2 separate regions of the Mus musculus genome follow, and region 2 is linked to region 1. Evidence: chromatin contacts called from ENCODE Hi-C data. All regions are on one chromosome and are shown on one strand. Each heading gives the region's core, a stretch centred on a gene start or an enhancer-like site at or near the end of the contact. The rest is flanking DNA. Distances are from core to core; before and after follow the strand shown. Region 1 holds the start of Olfr243 (olfactory receptor 243). Region 2 holds the start of Olfr649 (olfactory receptor 649).

Region 1 (6,682 bases), core at 132-2,631:
AGATTCTCCAAATACTAAAAGAATGTAAGAGTGATTATAGTAATGACATCTGTAATATTAAGATTATTTTTGTATAGTAGTTTTATTTAAGTGGTTAAATCTTAATTACAAAATTCTTCTTTCATCTTTAGTAAATTCAGATATCATTTCTACAAAAAAATTTTACCCAACGTGGTCTTATTCTAGAATTTAAAGACAATTTACTTCATCATATTGAGACAAAATATATAATGTTGCAGGCTAAAAATAACAATCATATTAATAGAAAGCATATATTATTGAGAATAGACATATATAACACACACATTTTGTATATATTTAAACATGTTAAAGCAGAAGGTGATCAAGGTGGAGAAAAGAGGACTTTTAGAGAGAGGAGAAAGAGAAGACTATCTATGTCATGAAATACTAAGATATAGTAAACTTCTTCATAATTCATTATTTATTCAGTGCTTACTGATACTACTGTATCAGTAAAGAGTGAAAATACATTTCATTGCCCTTTTTCTCACATCTTTGTTAAATGGAGAATTGCTTCTTGAAAAAGATGTAACAACAAATGCTTATATGCATATATATATATCACATGCAACCAAATCTCATTTTCAATTAAATACTTTCATAAGTATACAGACTTGTCTTCTTTCTGGAATATACATAATAAGCTTTTATTTGGAGAGTGTGTGTCTCTTGTGTATGTTTATTGTGTATGTTTGTGATGAGATAGACATGGAAAGAGATAAATATGAGGGAGATGAGTTGAGCCCGAGGACCCCAATAGAGGAGTCACAGAAAGGATTAAAGGAGTTAAAGGGATTTGCAGCCCAATAAGAACAACAATATCATCAACCAGACACCCCAGAGCTCCCAGGGACTAAACCACCAATAAAAGAGTACACATGGAGTGACCAATGGCTCCAGCCACATATGTAGCAGAAAATAGCCTTGTCTGTGATCAATGGGAGGCCCTTGGTCCTTTGAAGGCTCAATGCCCCAGTATAGGGGAAATGCCAGAGTGGTGAAGTGGGAATGGGTGGGTGGGCACCCTAATAAAAGCAGGGGCAAGGGGATAGTCTAGGGGGGTTGTGGAAAAAAAACAAGGAAAGAGGATAACATTTGAAATGTAAATAAATGAAATATCCACTAATAAAAAAAACTGAACTCTGAAATAAAACAATCACACCTAGAGAAGATATGTAGAGATTCTTGGATCTACATAAAACAGTCTTGTCAGTAAAATTCTGTATCTGAAAAATGCCATGTGAAATCCCATTCAGTCTCTGATTGTGTCAATCTAGGTGAGAGCATAACACAGAAGGAATATTCTCAGCACCAGCTGCCAGTCTAATTGAGAAGCCATATGTCTACAGGCTGAGGCAGCATGCCCCATCTCAACAGCACCATCTTCAGGCCTTCAGTGCTGACTCTGACTGGGATTCCTGGCTTGGAGTCTGTGCAGTTCTGGATTGGGATTCCTTTCTGTATCATGTACATCATTGCACTTTTGGGGAATTCTCTACTCCTAGTTGTCATCAAAGTTGAGCGAAGCCTCCATGAACCCATGTACCTCTTCCTAGCAATGCTTGGAGCAACAGACATTGCCATCAGTACTTGCATCTTACCAAAAATGTTAGGAATATTCTGGTTTCACCTTCCAACCATATACTTTGATGTCTGCCTCTTACAGATGTGGCTGATTCACACATTCCAATGTATTGAGTCAGGCATCTTGTTTGCCATGGCAATGGACCGTTATGTGGCAATCTGTGATCCTCTAAGACATGCATCCATCTTTACCCAGCGACTCCTCACTCAAATAGGAGTAGGAGTCACACTCAGAGCAGCCCTGTTTGTAGCTCCATGTCTCATTCTCATCAAATGCAGGTTGAAATTCTACTGGACCACTGTTGTTTCCCATTCATACTGTGAGCACATGGCCATTGTGAAGCTGGCAGCAGAAGATGTTCATGTCAACAAGATCTATGGTCTGTTTGTGGCCTTCAGTATTCTTGGACTAGACATAATTTTCATCACACTTTCCTACATTAGAATATTTATAACGGTCTTCAAGCTCCCTCAAAAGGAAGCAAGACTCAAAGCCTTTAATACATGTATTGCCCATATTTGTGTCTTCTTGGAGTTTTACCTTCTGGCCTTCTTCTCCTTCTTTACACATAGGTTTGGCTACCATGTTCCATCTTACATTCACATTCTCCTGTCCAACCTTTACCTACTTGTCCCACCTTTGCTCAATCCTATTGTTTATGGTGTGAAGACCAAACAGATTCGAGATCAAGTGTCCAAAATTTTGTATTGTAATTATTCTTATTGATGTTTCATTTATTTACTTTTGTTTCAAATAGCAAATCTCACTCAACACTCTTATTTTGCTTACAGACTCTCTCTCTCTCTCTCTCTCTCTCTCTCTCTCTCTCTCTCTCTCTCTCTGTCTCGGTCTCTTTGTGTGTGTGTTTGAGAGAGAGGGAGAGAGAAAGAGAGAGAAAGAGAAAAAAGAGATAGAAAGTGAAAAAGGAAGAGGAGAAGAAGGAGAAAGAAAGAGAAAGAGGAAGAAGAAGAAGAAGAAGAAGAAGAAGAAGAAGAAGAAGAAGAAGAAGAAGAAGAAGAAGAAGAAGAAGAAGAAGAAGAAGAAGAAGAAGAAGAAGAAAAGGAAGAGAAAGAGAGAGAGAGAGAGAGAGTGTTTGCAGGTGCATATGAAAGCCAGATATATTCCATTTTGTTACCTTGGCTTTTGTTGTCTTTGTTTTGTGTTGTTGTTGTTGTTGTTGTTGTTGTTGTTGTTGTTGTTGTTTGTGAGTGGCCTCTTATGACGTGGTGCTCACACTTTTATTGTTCTGGCATGGAAGTATTCTTTTACCTTTCCAACCAATGAGCTAAAACATGTGCCATCAGACTCAGCTTTTTACATAGATTCCAAGGAATTGAATTCAAGTTTGAACAGCAAGAGCTTAACAACTGAGCTGTCTTGACAACCCAAACCTTTGCTCCTGATGAATGTTTAATCTATTTCTCTTTGAAGAGGTACTAAGTCTTAGTTTTAATTTCTTCTCATACATGATAACATTTTCAGCTTCTTAATTAGTTCTCTACCTGCTATAGATGAAATTAAAACAATTCTAAACAGATTTAGTCTTAATTTACTATAAAAGACAGTTATATTTCTGTATAAATTAAAGTTTTATTAATGAACACTTTTCAAAAAGTAACGCTACATATTAAATATTTGAAATTCTATTTAAAAGTATAAAGTAGCATTGATACCACTATGTGTGAACTTCATCTGAATGTACTTATATTATAAATAAAGGTAGTCATTTGTTTTATAATTTGTAATCACATTCAGCATCACTATAGAGATGATTAAATATAACTATTTGTATCCTTGTGAATTGAGAACTAATTTGACAATGAAAATTTAAGTGTATGTTAATATTTAATTGTCGTTTCTTCTATTCAAGATCATATGTGGTAATCTTAAGACAAATTTTTATAACAAATTATTAATATAAAATTATACATTAAACTGATAGTTCACAGATAAATAAGAGATCCTCAAAGTCAGATATGTTTTATGTTCATGTTTATGATTTCTTCATTGTTTTACATTTTTATAGATCTAATATCTGGAACAATTACCACACTTGCATAAATGAGTAGAACATTTGTGTGTTTGCTAGATGATTTTTTTTCCTTAGAGTGAGATTTGCTGTAAATATCTATGATAGAATAATGGATATTGGATACAATCAAAATACCTGGCTTATTAGTAAAAGACATGAGGACATGAGTAAACAGATCAAAGATGATAATCTAATTAAACAGCCAATGATGTATTTATAAAAAGATAAAGGGGGTGTATGTTTTATGGAGGTGTGGTGAGGTATGGTGGAAGGAGATGCCTTAGCCGGCTATCTCTTCCCCCTGAGGGGCCAGTCACCTGACAAGTTAGTATAGAATAGAGTTTTTTCAGTGCATGGGGAGGGGAGTCAAGATGGTAGTAGTGGCAGAGAAAGGCACAAAGAGAGAGAGAGAGAGAGAGACAGACAGACAGACAGACAGACAGACAGACAGACAGACAGACACACAGACACACAGACACACAGACACACAGACACACAGACACACAGACACACAGACACACAGACAGAGAGAGGAGATAAGAACTAGAGGGAGTAGAAGCTGGCCATGAACCCATAGAGAGATGGGAGAAGGGAATGGGGAGAGATGGGAAACAGGAAGCAGAGAAAGAGCAAGAGAGGAACAAGAGAGCAAGAGTAGGCAAGCAGTCCCTTTTACACTGAGTTAGGCATACCTGGCTGTTGCCAGGTAACTGTGGAGTGGAGTTTACCTGTCTGTAGCAAGGTAATTGTGGGGTGAAGCTTAGATAGAATGCTAACAGTCAACTAGTAGCAAGTTCAGGCACATGGGGTATTTAATATGTGAATTAGAGAAGCCCTCATTCTGTGCTTCCTTGTTATAATATGTTTATGGTATGTATTTGATATTCTTTTGTAACGCTTATGTTCAAAGTAATTGATACAAAATATCTGATTCCAGATACCTCCATACAAAATGTACACTTTCCATGTTATAGAAGATAATGAGTTTAAACTATTCTTTTAATTTATTTCATTTTAATTTTTATAAATTTATTTATTTTATGTGAGTGTTTTGCATGCATGCATGTTTGTGCACCTTACTAGTATCTGGTGCCACATAGAGATCAGTTTAAGCCAGTTTTAAGCCACCATTAGGTGCTAGAACTTGAAACTGGGTCCTCTTCAGCCCTGAGAACTATTGTTCTTACATGCAATCATGTTACTCTGACCTCCCCAATTTATTTTTTGCTTCAGAATTACTGTGAAACTGTCTTTAAATCCAATAAAAATCTAGTGGCCTCAATAAAAAGCTGTTCTCTATTTGGGCATCATCTGAAAGTGGTGTTCTTTTAGGGAAGAGTTTCTAGATGATTATTTTCCACTCACTGTCACATGGTGTGTCCTCTGCCAGAAATTCCTGACCCTGATGTGATATCAGTGAAATGTTCTTGTTCTTTAAGACTAGATGTTTAGTTTCTTTAAGTTATCTTTTTTTAATTACTTTATTTGTATGCATGTTTAGTGTGTACATTCATGTCTGTGTACCACATACATGTCTGGTGCCCACAGAAGTCAGAAGCAGGAGTCAGAGTCCTTGGAACTAGAATTACAGACTATTGATAACTACAATACCTGTGCTGGGCTATGAACACAAGTCCTCTGTGAGAGAAAAGAGATAGTATCTCTGGTTACCTATATTTTTATTTATGTTGTGATTTCTCCTAGGCTGTATCTTTTTGAGCTCTGTTTTTTCTTCAAGATCTGTTGTTTTCCATACTGGAGTCAAGCTATATTATATCAAAATTATGTGCAATTTTGTAATCTGAAGAAATCCAAGTACATAAAGCATTATAATTTAGTGCCACCCACTTTTTCTCTCATAAGTGTTACAATAAATAATGCTTTGGATTAACTTTTTCATGCTTGTTTTAGTTGTTCTCTACTTAGCCATCACTGAGAAAAGAAATTTAAGTATGACATCTTTGGAATCATAGATAGATAAAATCTACCTGTACTGCTGATAAAATGACTATTTAAGAAAAATAAAATTCTTTGCATATCCACTTGACATTTGTAAAATGAGTAAGGGAAATCAGGTAGCAATTCTTCACTGTCTCAGGCTCTTAGTTCCTGAGGAAATCTAGGATAAAAGTCTAACTGACCTATTATCATATCAAAGGAGATGCTAGTTTCTCCCAGCATCTGCCAGCATTGCAAGTACCTATCAAAGCATCTTGGCTCTTCTCAGCACTTCTCTTCCCAGCGTGCTACCATAAACTTCACCAGCTCCTGAGCTTCATGCCCTTCCCCAACTGCTCTTCCCTATAAAATCCAGCCATTCCAAAATGGACCTAGTCTTCAGAATAGAAGTCAAGACATCAAATAGGACAACCTGCAGCTGAGGATTAACGTCCAAGAAGATATCAATGAATACTCAAGGTTTTGAGAATTAATTAACACCTAAGAAAATAAACCCAGATATGCTGTATGTATGGTGAGCATTACTGTGTGTATGAATCGCTAAAATTGTGGACTCCCAAGCTTACCATCCTTTCTGACCAGATTCCTTTACAGCTTTGCAAATAAGATGCCCCATCCTCCTCTATTATGTAGTCAACATTATGGTGAAGAAGAAACCTCAACTCTGAATCCTCTACTCAAAGTCCACTTCAGGGACTTTGAATATATTATACAGGCTACTTTCAATTTTAGATGTAAGGCCTTCATATTACATGCGCTTAAACTATTTTATGGCTTTATCCTTCAGCAAATAGGCCTTTGAAGTCAGATGTAGCTCATCAGGGCATTTCCACTGATTTAGGATCTGTGAAAATATAATGAAAAGCCATCATGAATTGACTCTACATACATTGGAAGTTGATACAAGAATTTGATTCATAATATATCACTGTATCTGGATTACAACACTTAGGATTAAGTTTTCTAGTTCTATACATTTGCCTGCAAATTTCATGATGTCCTTGTTTTAAAAGATGAGTAATATTCTATTCTATAAATATATTACAAATTCACTCTTAATGCAGTTCTCTCAGAAGACCTGAGGT
Region 2 (6,766 bases), core at 1,905-4,404, 470 kb after region 1:
TCTCTACCTGGTGAGTGAGGTCTTGAGTTGGAAACCTAGGCGGTATGACAGACAAGCATACAGGTGTAGCCTTTATTCCACATACTTATCACAATACATGTACAAGCAAACCTCAACCCCCCAAAAAATGTCACCTGTCCCTAGAAGCAGATCCCATTACAGATGCTTGTAAGCTTTAAGTGTGGTTGCTGGGAATTGAATTCATAACGTCCTGAAGAACAGTTAGTGCTCTTAACCACCGAGCCATCTCTAAAGTTGATATCAGGAATTATCAACTCTTTGCACTTTAACAGTTGAGGCAGGATCTCGCAGTCAAACACAGAGCTCACAGATATGGCTAGTATCACTAGCCAGCTTTTTCTGGAGATCCCATCTCCATGAAGCTAGAATTACACTTTCACACACATACCCAACATTTGCATTGGTTGTGGGGATCAAAACGCTGGTCGTCACACTTGTGATGTTAGCTGTTGAGCCAACTCCCCAGCACAGTTTTTACTTTAATTTAGTCTCCTTCTGATTAGACACACAATATTGCCAATAACTACATTTTAAAGTGTCTTTTTTCCATATCTAATATTACAGGATAATTATTTAAATGTCAGTCAAACATGGAGATTTTTTTAAAAAATATATTACCAGTCACTTTTCCTTGGGTCATTATTTTGTATGAATAGCAAGGTAGGCTTAAGACTCGGACATTTGTAATTCTTCTCCTTAACTTCTCTATCTCTTCATAAAATAAACAACGCTCTTTCTTATTCTTTTGTCATTACATCCCCAGCCAATATAAACAAGGTCCTGGTATGTCTAAATGGTTTTCACTGGACTAAAATATGCATATGCTTCAATACCCTACTCTATATGTGTAACTCACATCTTCAAAATATGTCACCTGGCATTTGCCTCCAGTTAAATGACATCAAAAAACCTATTATTTTATGCATGAATAGAATTCTTTTAGCAGGATCAAGGAGTGGCACCCTGACAGGCAGTTGGCCCTGTTCTTTCTTTGTCTTGGAGGAGTTCAAATGAAGTAAAATGTCTTAAAATAAAATCTCCAATAAATTCAATTACATGTATTGTATTGAGCAATTTGTTTAATTTGAGACCTTGTTACTATTTTTGATGGCTAGGCACATAAAATGTGTGTGTGTGTGTGTGTGTGTGTGTGTGTGTGTGTGTGTGTATTTCTAATCCTCTCCTAAGAAAAACATTTGCAATACTGATTAATGATTTCATTAAGATTTTCTATGAAATTACTTGATAAACATTGTCTATGCACCTGGTAGTTATCAGGACACATAACTAATGTTGTTTAGAAATAAATAATAACAACCATATTAAAATTCTAGAAACTTTAGCTGGAGAGACGGCTCAGCAGTTAAGGGAACTGACTGCTTTTCCAGAGGTCCTGAGTTCAATTTTCACCAACCACATGGTGGCTCACAACTATCTATAATAGGATCTGATTCCCTCTTCTGATGTGTCTGAAGAGAGCAGCAGTGTACTCACGTGCATTTAAATAAATAAATAAATCTTTAAAAACAAACAAACAAACTCTAGAAACTTGTGACATCATGATGTCTCAGCAAGTAAAGGTCATTGTCCCCAAGGTAGAAAACCTACCTTTGATCCTCAGAACCTACATAGTGGAAATAGAGGACTACCTTCCCTACAAGTTGTCCTCTGGCCTCCACATGAAAACTGTGTCATGCACGTGTCCGTATTGATATACACACACACACACATATACATGTATGCACACACAAATGAACAAATTTAATTTTCTTAATATAGAAATCTATAGGATCAGCAGTAAATTTTCTACCTTACTATGATGCATAAATACAGAATTAAGGTGTGTGTAAAAAAATAACTGATTTGTCACAAATATTTTAAGTGAAAACAGAACAGCAACTTCCATTGTTATCAATGAGTCTTTATTACCTTAGCACAGCCAAAAAGAATTGAAAGATTCTCCTTAAGATAAGTTGTTTATTTTCAGAAGCGAGATAAATACCTTTATCTTCTAAACTCTGAGCTTCTTTTCCTAAAACTAAAATGGTTGAGGAGGCTTCTGCATAAAATAACTAAGAAAGCAAAACCCCAATAGCTCCATGTGTCGTCTCCTGGAGGTCAGTGGTTGCTGGTTCAGCCTTTTACCTACTATACTTTATGAAATGGCCCAAGATCCAAGACTTCAGTCACTGAGATCATTTGGGGAAGAGCAGAAGAATGGCTTTGTCCCGGATCTGCTTGGTCTTCACTCCATAGACAATAGGGTTGAGTGCAGGTGGGATGATTACATACAGGTTGGCAAACATAATATGAAAAGTGCGGGGGACATTTCGCCCAAAGCGATGAGCAAGGATGGAGAAGAAGGCTGGTATATAGAACATGAGGATGACACAGACATGGGAACCGCAGGTGCTCAGGGCCTTCTGGCGTGCATCTCGGGAGGGAAGGCGAAAAACAGCACATAAAATGAGAGTGTAGGAGATGGCTATGAGGATCACATCTATAATCACTGTCATGATGGGGACACAAAACCCATACCAGATGTTGATGGAGATATCTGCACATGCCAGCCGGGCAACACCAATGTGTTCACAGTAGGTATGGGCAATGATGTGTGTCCTGCAGAAGGGTAGGCGATTCACAAGGAAAACACATGGCACAAAAACACAGAAACTTCGGAAAGAGATTCCCACAGCAATTTTGACAATGGTTTTGGGTGTGAGAATAGTGGTATACCTCAAGGGTGAACAGATGGCCACATAGCGGTCAAATGCCATGGCCAATAAGATAGCTGAGTCCAAGACAAAGCTGTAGTGTAAAAAGAATAACTGAGTCAGACATCCAGGAAAACTGATTTCCTGAGGACCAAACCAAAAGATGCTAAGGGTCTTGGGGACACAGGTGGTAGACAATATGAGGTCAGTCATGGCCAACATGGAAAGGAAGAAGAACATGGGGGAATGAAGACTGTGTTCCACTGCAATAAGGTAGAGAAGGATGCTGTTGCCCAGGATGGCCACGAGATAGATAAAGCAGAAAGGGATACTGATCCAGACATGGTACTGCTCAAGTCCAGGGATGCCCGAGAGAGTGAAGGGGCCAGTGTTGTAGCTACTCACGTTGTGCATAACCATTGAGATCTGAAGAATAATTAGTTCTTCTGTCCTAAAATCAAGCGTGTATGGTGAGCATGAGCAATTGTGCACTCACTCTTTCTCCACAAACTCTTTGGGAGCAGTTCTGTTTTCTATATTTGAAAAAGAAAATCCGATTACCATTAAGAGCAATACTCATGGGCAGGAGAGATGGCTCAGTGGTTAAGAGCACTGGCCTCTCTTCCAGGGGACTTATGTTCGATTTCTGACACTTATTTTGTGGATATGGTGGCTCACAGTCACCTGCTAAATCCAGTCCCACATCCTGATCTAAGCAGGCAACAGGCACACACATAATAAATACACATATATACATTCAGGCAAAACACTCACATACAAAGTAAATAAATAAACAAACAAATTCCCCTCCACCCCAAAGAGAGTCATGGTCATGACTTTAACAAAGAGCTATCAGACCCCTGGTGTTAATTCCCACATTTCAATAGAAACCAAATCAAGAGAAATAACTTGTCCAGTTTATAAAATGCTAATCCTATTTAAATGACCATGTTTTCCCTGAGTCTATATAATTCATCACTGCATGGATATGTATAGGGAAAAGTATTCTAACTGCCTTCAGGAATAGGATTACACTAAAGAGAATGTCCCACTATCGGGAACATGAAGTAATTTAACAATTTTGGATGCCTACTTTACTCCAACATGTCTAATGTGTTATCTCATTTAGAAACCCTTCGTTAAAAATGAATTTTGTCTCCAGATGGTGGTGGCGCATTCCGTTGACCCCAGCACTCTGAAGGCGAAGGCAGGCAGATAATCTGTAATTTTGAGGCCAGTCTGGTCTACAGAGTTCCAGGACAGCCAAGGATACACAGTTATACCTTGTTTGGGGGAGGTGGGGGGAAGGATTTGTTTCTTTTTCTTTTGTTTTGTTTTGAGAAACTCAAGTCATCCCTCTGGCCAAGGAGCCAAATCACTAGATTCCATGACCAGTATTCTTTCATGGGGTCACCCTTTACCTGGTGGTACATGCAGATCTTGTGAAATGGCAAGGATTCACAAGAGATTTTAAGATGTAAAAGGAACAGTCCTAAGCGGAACCCAGATCTGTCAAAACACCAACCCACCCCAGTTTCGGTCACTGTCCTCCTTGGAACCTGCAGAAACAAGCTCTCTGAGACAGGACTGCCTGATGCCGCCTCGTGAAGTAGATATGAAGCTGAGCCTCCAATCTACCTTAAGGATGAAGGAGAAAACGCTTAAGAGTTGGAGAAGACTGAGTCTTTGTATTTTCTAAATATAATGCTGGAAGGACCTCTAGTGGGTGAACACAGAATTTTTTTATTCTAAATGCTGAGTTGAAGCAATACCCGCCCCGCCCCCCCAATACTCAGATTTGTTTTGAGAATTTTCAGCATTCGACAATTGAAAAATCTTAGCATGAAACCACTTTTGTAACTTTCCTAAACGTCATCTAAGAAGATTGGGGCCTGGCTTGGATGGTATAGTGCCTGCTTTGCCTATAGAAAGAAGATTTATCACCCTCCCCCCACGTCCTGGTGCCACCACATGCCTGTAATCCCAGCACTAGGGAAGATCAGAAGTTAAATTCATCCCGAGCTAAATAGCAAATTTGAGGCCAGTCTGGGATATATGAGGCCCTCTCTTTAAGAAACAAACAAAACCTACAAGACACATCATAATATTATCCATATTTTGCAGATGTAGAAACTAACCCAGAGAGCAACACACTCTCTTCCAAAGACTACACAATAATTGAACAATAAGTCTCATAGTCGAAATCAAACACCAAGCCTTTTCCAAAACCTCTATGTTCACAAGCAAAATTCACTACACAGCCGGTAATTTTATGGAAAACAGAAAATACGTATTATCAGAATAGCAATAGGCAGAGGATTGCATAGTGTAAAGAACACATAGCAAACTAAAAAATGCAAAACCTGCCAACAGTATAATAAACATACCACTAACGACTACAACATTGTCTGAACAAATTTTCAATTTTAAAATCTGCACACTCAGTAAAGGTTTTCCAAATAAAATCCAATTATATGTTGCTGACATGTGAAACACACAAAATAATGGAGAACAGATAAAATAAAAGGATAAATAGGCATATTTTGGATAAATTTAAATATGATAAAATAAAGCTTAGCAAAATGGAAATCAGAGAAAGCACTTTTGAGGTCAGTGAGAAGTATTGGCAGGTAAAGGCCCTTGCCTTCAAGATCAGTAACTTAAGTTTGATGCCTGGGATCCAAAGAGTGGGAGGAGAAACTGACTCCTGCAAACTACACACACACACACACACACACACACACACACACACACACACACAATAGAGCAACTTAAAAATATCTTAAGGAAATTAGTATGTAACCATTACACAGAGAAAAGGGGCCTGTAAACCATTGAAGGGAACACTCCTTAATGAAAATGTAAGTCATATCACTTACAGGCATTTCCTAGAATTTAATTGTGGTTACTGTGTGTAGGCAGACCACTGCACCCAAGTGGAGGTCAGAAGGCAACTTTATGGAGTTTGTTCTCTCCTTCTATGGGTTTCAGGGATCCAACTCAGGTCACAGGCTTGTTAAGCAAGCATCTTTGCCTATCAGCCACCTAACCAACCTTTGTGAATCTTCCTTTGTCATGTAATTATTTGAACTAACTGTCCCCAGTGATGTACCATCCATGCAGCCACGTTTCCTGTTTCATTATTATCCTCCAAGAAAATCTCCCCAAATTTTTTGACATCTATTCATTAACTGTAGATGTCTGTGACCATATAGAATCTTTTCTTTAAAAGACTTTCTTCGTAGATTCTATGAGCTAGAGAGGTTGAGAACACACCATGAGAACACAGAATCAACTAATCAGGCTCATGGGGCCTCACAGAGACTGAAGCAACACAGACAGTATGTGTGGGTCTGAGTTAGGCCCTCTGCATGTATGTTATGGTTACTAGCTTGGTGTTCTTGCAGGACTCCAACTGTGGCACTGGAGGCTACCTCTGACTCTTGCCTGTACTTGGGACCATTTTCTTCCTACTTGGTCACCTCACCCAGCCTTGATATGACAATTTGTGCCTAGTCTTATTTTAATTTGTTATGCTATGTTTGGTTGATATCCCTGGAAGGCCTGCTTTGCTTTGCTTTGCTTTGCTTTGCTTTGCTTTGCTTTGCTTTGCTTTGCTTTGCTTTGCTTTGCTTTGCTTTGCTTTGCTTTGCTTTGCTTTGCTTTTTAAGGAATTGGAGGAGGTGTGGATTTGGTGGAGAGGAGAGAGATAGGGTATGAAACTGGGAGGTGTAGAGGTAGGGGAAACTGCATTCGGGATGTAACTTATGTAAAGAATAAGTTTTTTTAAGGGCTGGAGAGATGGCTCAGTGGTTAAGAGCACTGACTGCTCTTCCGAAGGTCCTGAGTTCAAATTCCAACAACCACGTGGTGGCTCACAACCATCCCTAATGAGATCTGACTCCCTCTTCTGGAGTGTCTAAAGGCAGCTACAGTGTACTTATGTAAAATAAATAGATAGATAGATAGATAGATAGATAGATAGATAAATAGATAGATAGATCTTTTTTTTTTTAAGTTGTATATGTCTT

What was found. A loop is a pair of places that touch in the nucleus more often than their neighbours do.
Region 2: a map of T-helper 17 cell shows a loop between it and region 1 (5-fold over the local background). The contact joins the promoter of Olfr649 here to the promoter of Olfr243 in region 1. A Hi-C loop is called at or near these places in 4 of 37 maps with a recorded cell type or tissue (T-helper 1 cell, T-helper 17 cell and v-Abl transformed pro-B cells).

Annotation. Positions count from the first base shown.
Region 1 is chr7:103,715,215-103,721,896 of GRCm38, forward strand. Olfr243 (olfactory receptor 243) reads left to right here and starts at 1,382. Exons shown (of 1, transcript NM_001025386.1): 1 at 1,382-2,332. The coding sequence starts at 1,382. The coding sequence ends at 2,332.
Region 2 is chr7:104,187,051-104,193,816 of GRCm38, forward strand. Olfr649 (olfactory receptor 649) reads right to left here and starts at 3,155. Exons shown (of 1, transcript NM_147055.1): 1 at 2,217-3,155. The coding sequence starts at 3,155. The coding sequence ends at 2,217.